Linked DNA regions of Homo sapiens: region 1 is linked to region 2. A link is a contact called in ENCODE Hi-C or POLR2A ChIA-PET data. All regions are on one chromosome and are shown on one strand. Each heading gives the region's core, a stretch centred on a gene start or an enhancer-like site at or near the end of the contact. The rest is flanking DNA. Distances are from core to core; before and after follow the strand shown. Region 1 overlaps PNPLA7 (patatin like domain 7, lysophospholipase). Region 2 has its middle 8.3 kb from the start of TOR4A.

Region 1 (4,147 bases), core at 43-2,542, 200 kb before region 2:
ATGTGGGAGGCTGAGGCAGGAGAATCGCTTGAACCCAGGAGGTAGAGGTTGCAGTGAGCCTAGATCGCACCACTGCACTCCAGCGTGGGTGACAGAGCAAGACTCTATCTCAAAAATAAATAAATGAAAGTTACTCTCAAAACAAAATTTTAAAACACATAAAGCATGGATTGCCTTGTCTGATGGCCTTGACCGTCGTTACATGACACATATTCCCAGTATATGCAGAAAATCTTACTCATTTCCGGTGACATCAGTCAGAGTATTCCAGGTATGTCCAAAAACATCTTCGAGTTGTACGGTGGAGCTGTCCCGCGTCACATAAACTAGTTCCCTTTAGAAACATCTTCGAGTTGTGCGGTGGAGCTGTCCCACGTCACATAAATTAGTTCCCTTTAAAAAACACTTTTTAAGCCAGGCGTGGTGGCTCACGCCTGTAATCCCAGCACTTGGGGAGGCTGAGGTGGGAGGATCACTTGAGGTCAGGAGTTCGAGACCGGCCTAGCCAATATGTTGAAACCCCGTCTCACTAAAAACACAAAAATTAGCCAGGCTTGTTGGCAGGCTCCTGTAGTCCCAGCTACCAGGGAGGCTGAGGCAGGAGAATCGCTTGACCCCGGGAAGTGGAGGTTGCAGTGAGCTGAGATGGTGCCACTGCACTCCAGCCTGGGCAACAGAGTAAGACTCCGTGTCAAAACAAAAACAAACAAAAAACCCACTTTATTTTGAAATAATTATAGGATCGGAGAAATTGTGGAATAGTAAAGAGAGACCCCATGTGCCCTTCGCCAGGGCTCCTTCACGGGCAGCGCCTTAGGGGGTAACATCGAGGCCGGGACGTTGGCGTTTACGCCATCTGTAGACCCCTTGGGCCCCAGCAGCCCGTCCGTGCCCTCCTGGGTGTGTGTGGTGCAGTGTGGTGTGGGTGCCGTTTCTGTGACCTGCACCACACGGGGCCACTCTGTCACGGAGGAGACCCTGCAGGTGGCTGCCATGTTGTCACCCAGCACCCCGGCTTGCCGGCAGCCCTGGATCTGTTCTCGATCTCTATAATTTTGTCATTCTGAGAAAGTGATGGAAATGGAACCACACGGTGTAGCCTCTGCAGACGGCCTTCTCCCACTCAGTCACGTGCACGCAAAGTTCCTCCTGGCCTTTTCCTGGCCTGGAGCTCAGTTCTTTTTGGTGCTGAGTCATCGTCCGCTGCCTGGACGCACCACAGTTGATCTGTTCATCTACTGGAGGGCATTTGGCTGCTTCCAGGATTTGGCAATTATGAGTGAAGCTGCTGTAAACACCTGTGTGCGTGCTTCTGTGTGGACAGAGGTTTTCAGTTCCTTTGGGTAAACACCAAGGAGCATGATTGCTGGATCCTGTGGTCGGAGTATGTTTAGTTGTAGAAGAAACCACCAAGCTGACTTCCAGTGAGGCTGCACCAGGCTGCAGTCCCACAGCAGTGAGCAGGTTTCGGCTGCTGCACATCGCACCAGCATTGGGCTGGATTTTCAGCTCAGAGCTGTCTCTTGAGCCCAGGGGGCATTCTAGTTCAGTTGTAAGAGGGGCCCTTATTTTGTGTGCCTCTAAGAAACAAATGTTGCTAGTTAAGGCACGAGACACATTGATCTGATCTCTAGTTGTTGTTTTTTCTGAGATGGAGTCTTGCTCTGTTGTCCAGGCTGGAGTGCAGTGGCGCGATCTCAGCTCACTGCAAGCTCCACCTCCCGAGTTCATGCCATTCTCCTGCCTCAGCCTCCCAAGTAGCTGGGACTACAGGCGCCCGCCACCACACCCAGCTAAGTTTTGTATTTTTAGTAGAGATGGAGTTTCACCGGATCTCCTGACCTCGTGATCCCTTGGCCTCCCAAAGTGCTGGGATTACAGGCGTGAGCCACCGCGCCCAGCCGATCTCTAGCTTTTAATTAGAATTAGACCTCCCTGCTTCCCACACATGGGGCTCTGGGTCCTTTCCCACCCGGCACTGCCAAGCAGCACCCCCTCAGGCTGAGCCCCTCATCTTAGCTTCTCCCCTGAGCCTCTGGTGGCTGTGATGCCAGGGCTGACACTGGCGCCCCTGGTTGAGAAGGGCCCTGACAGCCGTGCCCATGTGGAAGATGCATACGAACAGGCATGTCAACACTGGGGACCCTGGCCTCTTGGCGTCTGGCACCTCGATGATCTGGGTTTTGGAAATTACGTTATCTCCCATCGCACAGCCTTCCCTGCCCTGCACACGTGGCAGGACACAGAGATTCCACTGCTGCTCGTGCTGGAGGGGACCGAGGCTCAGAGAGGCTACCCGAGGCCTCCTTCAGGGCAGATGGGAGGTAGCATCAGGCCACAGGCCCTTCCCCACTGGCAGGTGAAGAAGGCTTGGCAGTTGTGCTCAAGGGGAGCAGACCTTGGGGTTGGGGAGTGGACTCTCACTGCCTTCCTCCTCCTTGGTGCCTGGCTGGGCGTCGGTGCCTGGCTCGGCGTCGGTACCTTGCTGGGTGTCGGTGCCTTGTTGGCGTTGGAGGTGGGCTGCCCAGGCAGGCTCCGTTACTGGTGGTGGTGTTTTCAGGCCCGACCCTGCTGCTGACTAGTGACAACATAAAACGGCGCCTTGGCTCCGCTGCCCTGGACAGGTGCGTGCCGCCAGCCCCGACTCCTTCCTCCCAGCCGGCCCAACGCAGCCCTGAGATGTGTCCCCACTGTGTCCACATCCAGCATCTGCACTGCAGCGTGCTCCTCGTCCAGCACACTGTGGTGTGAGGGCTGATGACGTGACTCCCTTCACTGGACACACTGGGCAGCGCTGACCTGCTGGGCACTGTCAGGCCTCCCAGGGGACCCCAGCCCCCGCTTCCCGCCTGGGCAGCCCCGGGTCTCACTCTCCCCAGCCTGCCCCTCAACGAGCCTCAGCCTCTGGGCTTAACTGCAGCCTCTGCGTGACTGCCTAGGCCCTGAATAACTCACTGCGAACTAGCGATGGCAGGAAGTGCTGGGCAGGGAGGGGAAGGGGCAGCGGCTGGTGCTGGCCTCTGCTGCCTCTTTGCCCCGGGGACATGTGCTAAGAGTGCCAGGCCCCTGCGGAGTAGTGAGGTACTCCCTCTGCGTGCTGCAGTGTTCACGAGTACCGGCTGTCCAGCTGGCTGGGGCAGCAGGAGGACACCCACAGGATCGTGCTCTACCAGGCAGATGGCACGCTCACACCCTGGACCCAGCGCTGCGTGCGCCAGGCCGACTGCATCCTCATCGTGGGCCTGGGTGACCAGGAGCCCACAGTGGGCGAGGTGAGCACGGGGAGGGCCGGTGGAGCTGGGGAGAGCCCTCTCTTCAGAACCTCCTGTTTCTCTTTTCCTTTGAGTAAAATACTGCACAAACTCAGAAAAAGACAGATGATAAGAGCCAACACTCAGATATCTGCTACCCATGTTTTAAAAACACGGTGCTGTATTGACCTCCAGGGGTTCTAGCACGGAGCAGGGCAGGTGCCCCACGTGGCCTCTTGTGAAGCCGCAGCCTCCGGCCGCCTTTCGCACTTTTACAGCAGGTGCGGGAAGCCTTTTCCAGGACTAACCTTTTACGTAAACGGTGCCCTATTTTGTGTCATCTGAAGTTTGCTTTTCTCCACAGCACTTAGGTGTCGGCGTCGTTCCTGTTCCTCTCACTGCTTTTTCTGGCTGCTTAGTTTTCCTCTTGTGAATGCCTTACCCTCTGCCTCTGCATCCTCAGCCAACAGGAACAGCCTTCTGCAGGCACCTTCGGGACGCTGGCCCCAGGCTGTGTCTGCAGGTTCCCAGATGGCAGCAGATCACTGACCTGATTGCTTCCTTCCACCTGGCCATTGCTGCAGGCGAGGCCTCGGGCTCATGGCCACCCAGTCCTGTTCGTGTTCTCCAGCTTCCTGCCTTCAGTTTGCATTTCCCGTCTCCCTCCTCTGCTCCCTGCTCTGTTCTCATCACAAGCCTGCCTGGGCTAATCCTGGGGCAGCTAAAAATTCCTCCTCTCTGATGTATGTTCCTGTTCTGCAGCTAGTGATGCTCCCTTGTGAGAGTTTGTTTGCAAAATACCTCATTTGGAAAGGTTGCTGTGTGTGTTTATGAGGCAGTGTTAGAGAAACAGAAAGAGGAGGCGTCCCCCTCCTGCCGTACTGACCTTGCCCAGC
Region 2 (4,482 bases), core at 382-2,881:
TTATTTTATTTTATTTTTTGAGAGTGAATCTCATTCTGTCGCCCAGGCTGGAGTGCAGTGGCGCGATCTCGGCTCACTGCAAGCTCCGCCTCCCGGATTCACACCATTCTCCTGCCTCAGCCTCCCAAGTAGCTGGGACTACAGGCACCTGCCACCAGGCCTGGCTAATTTTTTGTATTTTTAGTAGAGATGGGGCTTCACCATGTTAGCCAGGTTGGTCTTGATCTCCTGACCTCGTGATCTGCCCGCCTCGGCCTCCCAAAGTGCTGGGATTACAGGCGTGAGCCACCGTGCCTGGCCCAAATATTCTCTTCTTGTAAGGACACCAGTCACATTGCATCCTGATCCACAGTACTCATTTCAGCCTTAAAAAGGAATGGGCGGCTGGGCGCCGTGGCTCACACCTGTAATCCCAGCACTTTGGGAGGTCAAGGTGGGTGGATCATTTGAGCTCAGGAGTTCGAGACCAGCCTGGGCAATGTGGCAAAGCCCCATTTCTATAAAAAATACAAAAATTAAGCAAGCATGGTGGTGCACACCTGTGGCCCCAGCTGCTTGGGATGCTGAGCTGGGAGGATCACTTGAGCCCAGGAGTGCAAGGCTGCAGTGAGCTATGACTCTACCACTGTACTCTAGCCTGGGTGACAGAGTAAGACCCTGTCTCAAAAAAATAAAAATTTTAAAAAAAGAAAAGAGGCTGGGCTCGGTGGCTTACACCTGTAATCCCAGCACTTTGGGAGGCCGACACAGGTGGATCACCTGAGGTCAAGAGTTGGAGACCAGCCTGGGCAACATGATGAAACCCTGTCTCTACTAAAACTACAAAAGTTAGCCAGGTAAGCTACTCGGGAGGCTGAAGCAGAAGCATCACTTGAACCCGGGAGGCAGAGGTTGCAGTGAGCCGAGATCACGCCACTGCACTCCAGTCTGGGCAACAAGAGCGAAACTCCGTCTTGAAAAAAAAAATAAGAAAAACTACGACGCTCTACGCTCATCCTCAGAGGCAGAAGGGCAGAAATCACCAGCTCACACCCCCGGGCAATGGCCACGTGCTGGAGCGCCTTCCATCCCCGTTCCCTTTCCAGCCTCCAGAAACTCCACGAGGTCCTGGACATGAGTCTGCATCTCTTGGGAGGTGCTGAGTGGGTGTCTCTCCCTGAGCTGCACTGACACCTGCTGGAGGCTCTGACGGCCTCAGTCCACGAAGGCCCATGGCAGGGACTGCTCCTTGTAGCTCATCCATCACCAGCTCCACACAGTCAAAGACCTTCTCCTGGGTCAGGTGCAGTGGCTCACGCCTGTAATCTCAGCACTTTGGGAGGCCAAGGCAGGCGGATCACCTGAGGTCAGGAGTTCAAGACCAGCCTGACCAACATGGTGAAACCCCATCTCTACTAAAAATACAAAGTTAGCCAGGTGTGGTGGCACATGCTGCAATCTCAGCTACTTGGAAGGCTGAGACAGGAGAATAGTGTGAACTCAGAAGGCGGTTACAGTGAGCCGAGATCGCACCACTGCACTCCAGCCTGGGCGACAGAGCGAGACTCCGTCTCAAAAAAAAAAAAAAAAAGAACACAGTCTGGGCCAGGTGTGGTGGCTCAAGCCTGTAGTCCCAGCACTTTGAGAAGCCAAAGCAGGAGGATCCCTTGAGCCCAGGAGTTTGAGACTAGCTTGGGCAACATAGTGAAACCTCATCTGTACAAAAAATGAACAAAATTAGCTGGGCGTGGTGACATGCACCTGTAGTCCCAGCTACTCGGGAGGCTGAGGCAGGAGGATTGCTTGAGCCTGTTGCTATGTGCTTGAGCAATGTGCTATGATCATGCCATTACACTCCAGCCTGGGCAACCGAGTGAAACTCTGTCTGGAAAAAAAAAAGTATACTGTAGTTTCACTTCAACTTCAGAAATTCTGACTTTGGTTGATCCTCTGAACATGTAATCGCAGACACTCAACCTGATAGTGCAACAAAAACTGATCCCAAGCCTGAGGCTCTGAAGAAACCTCTGCTATGGATTCCTTCATCTCAACCACAGGTATTGCCAGAAACAAATCTGATGCTTTTTCTTTTGGGTATTCAAAACATTTTTGTAGATTTTCATTGCTTTCCATTCTGTCTACAAAATGTTTCAAATCTTCAGAAAGAGAAGATACATTGGCTTTAAAACTTTCAAGGTGAAGCCAGGTGCGGTGGCTCACGCCTGTAATCCCAGCACTTTGAGAGGCCGAGGCAAGAGGATTGCTTGATCTCAGGAGTTCGAGACCAGCCTGGCCAACATATAGTGAAACCCCGTCTCTACTAAAAAAATACAAAAATTAGGCCGGGTGCAGTGGCTCACACCTGTAATCCCAGCACTTTGGGAGGCCAAGGTGGTGGATCACCTGAGATCAGGAGTTTGAGACCAGCCTGGCCAACATGGAGAAATCCTGTCTCTACTAAAACTACAAAAATTAGCTGGGCGTGGTGGCACATGCCTGTAATCCCAGCTACTCAGGAGGCTGAGGCAGGAGAATTGCCTGAACCCAGGAGGCAGAGGTTGCCGTGATCTGAGATTGCACCACTGCACTCCAACCTGGGAAACAGATTGAGATTCATCTCTCAAAAAAAATTTAAAAAAAAAACTTTCAAGATGGAAAACAATTTTTTATATATAATAAAGAATTGAAAGACAAAAAAAAAAAGAACCAAATGGAAATGGAAAGTTTGGAGTTAAAAAGCACAAAAACTGAAATGAGAAATCCACTAAAGAGGTTGAGCAACAGATTTTTTTTTTTTTTTTTTGAGATAAGTCTCGCTCTGTCTCCCAGGCTGGAGTGCAATGGCTCAATCTCGGCTCACTGCAACCTCTGCCTCCTGGATTCAAGTGATTCTCCTGCCTCAGCCTCCCGGGCAGCTGGAATTGTATGTGCTCGCCATGCAATTTGAGACTAGATCAATAGAAACTACCCAATGTGGGGCCGGACACGGTGGCTCATGCCTGTAATCCCAGCACTTTGGGAGGCCGAGGAGGGCGGATCATGAGGTCAGGAGATCGAGACCATCCTGGCTAACATGGTGAAACCCCGTCTCTACTAAAAAAATGCAAAAAAAAAAATTAGCCAGTCATGGTGGCAGGCGCCTGTAATCCCAGCTACTAAGGAGGCTGAGGCAGAATGGCGAGAACCCGGGAGGCGGAGCTTGCAGTGAGCCAAGATTGCGCCACTGCACTTCCAGCCTGGATGACAGAGCAAGACTCCATCTCAAAAAAAAAAAATGCAAAAAACTAGCCAGGCGTGGTGATGGGCGCCTGTAGTCCCAGCTACTTGGGAGGCTGAGGCAGGAGAATGGCATGAACCCAGGAGGCGGAGCTTGCAGTGAGCAGAGATCGCGCCACTGCACTCCAGCCTGGGCAACAGAGCGAGACTCTGTCTCAAAAAAAAAAAAAAAAACAAAAATTACCAGGACATGGTGGCACACGCCTCTGGTCCCAGCTACTCAGGAGGCCAAGGCAGGAGAATCGCTTGAACCTGGGAGTTTAAGGCTGCAGTGAGCCAAGATTGCACCACTAGCTGAGATTGCACCACTGCCCTCCAGCCTAGGTGACAGAGTGAGACCCTGTCTCAAACAAACAAACCAAAAAAAAAAAAAAAAGCTTTATTTCAAAAAGTTTGCCTAGGGCCAGGCATGGTGGCTCACGCCTGTAATCCCAGCACTTTGGGAGGTCTAGGCTGGAGGATCACTGTAAGTGGGGAGTTTGAGACCAGCCTGTCCAATATGGTATAACCCTGTCTCTACTAAAAATACAAAAATTAGCTGAGCATGTTGGTGCGTGCCTGCAATCCCAGCTACTCGGGAGACTGAGGCAGGAGAATTGCTTGAACCCAGGAGGTGGAAGTTGCAATGAGCCGAGATCATCGCACCATTGCACTCCAGCCTAGACAACAAGAGTGAAACTCCGTCTCAAAACAAAACAAAACAAAAAATTAGCTGGGCATGGTGGCACACACCTGTAGTCCCAGGTACTAGGGAGGCTACAGCAGGAGAATCCCTTGAACCCAGGAGGCAGAGGTTGCAGTGAGCCAAGATCGAGCCACTGCACTCCAGCCTGGGCGATAGAGCAAGACTGTCTCAAAAAAAAAAAATCAATAAAATTAGACAATTTAGATGAAATGGACAAATTCCTAGAAGTTCCAAGAAAGACACAAATTACCAAAACTGACTCAGGGACTTTGCAGATGTAGGTAAGTGTGGACCTTGGATGGGAAGATAATCCGTTATTACCCAGGTGGACACATTTACTTATTTATTTTATCTTTTTTGAGACATAGTCTCACTCTGTCGTCCAGGCTGGAGTGCAGTCGCAGGGTCTTGGCTCACTGCAAGCTCCACCTCCTGGATTCAAGCGATTCTCCTACCTCAGCCCCCCAAGTAGCTGGGATGACAGGAACTCGACACCACATCCGACTGATTTTTGTATTTTTAGTAGAGACAGGGTTCCACCA

Evidence for each region. A loop is a pair of places that touch in the nucleus more often than their neighbours do. ChIA-PET counts read pairs that join two places held with the same protein, here RNA polymerase II (POLR2A). Pooled maps may share reads with other maps.
Region 1: a loop to region 2 is called in a pooled map, with 2.2 times the contacts of the local background. The contact joins two enhancer-like sites. A Hi-C loop is called at or near these places in 1 of 50 pooled maps. POLR2A ChIA-PET finds 5 or more read pairs at or near these places in 3 of 52 experiments (MCF 10A, RWPE1 and endothelial cell of umbilical vein).

Annotation. Positions count from the first base shown.
Region 1 is chr9:137,479,437-137,483,583 of GRCh38, reverse strand. It overlaps PNPLA7 (patatin like domain 7, lysophospholipase), which reads left to right. Exons shown (of 35, transcript NM_001098537.3): 22 at 2,561-2,624; 23 at 3,104-3,272. Among named protein-coding and RNA genes, the nearest start is that of NSMF, 22 kb to the right of the region's middle. RefSeq lists an enhancer at 1-495. Within about 2 kb of position 1,292, at least 9 of the 41 ENCODE cell types and tissues checked have a DNase peak (open chromatin) inside an H3K27ac peak, as active enhancers do.
Region 2 is chr9:137,283,805-137,288,286 of GRCh38, reverse strand. No RefSeq gene overlaps it. Among named protein-coding and RNA genes, the nearest start is that of TOR4A, 8.3 kb to the right of the region's middle. RefSeq lists an enhancer at 1,068-1,117 and a silencer at 1,418-1,517. Within about 2 kb of position 1,631, at least 2 of the 41 ENCODE cell types and tissues checked have a DNase peak (open chromatin) inside an H3K27ac peak, as active enhancers do.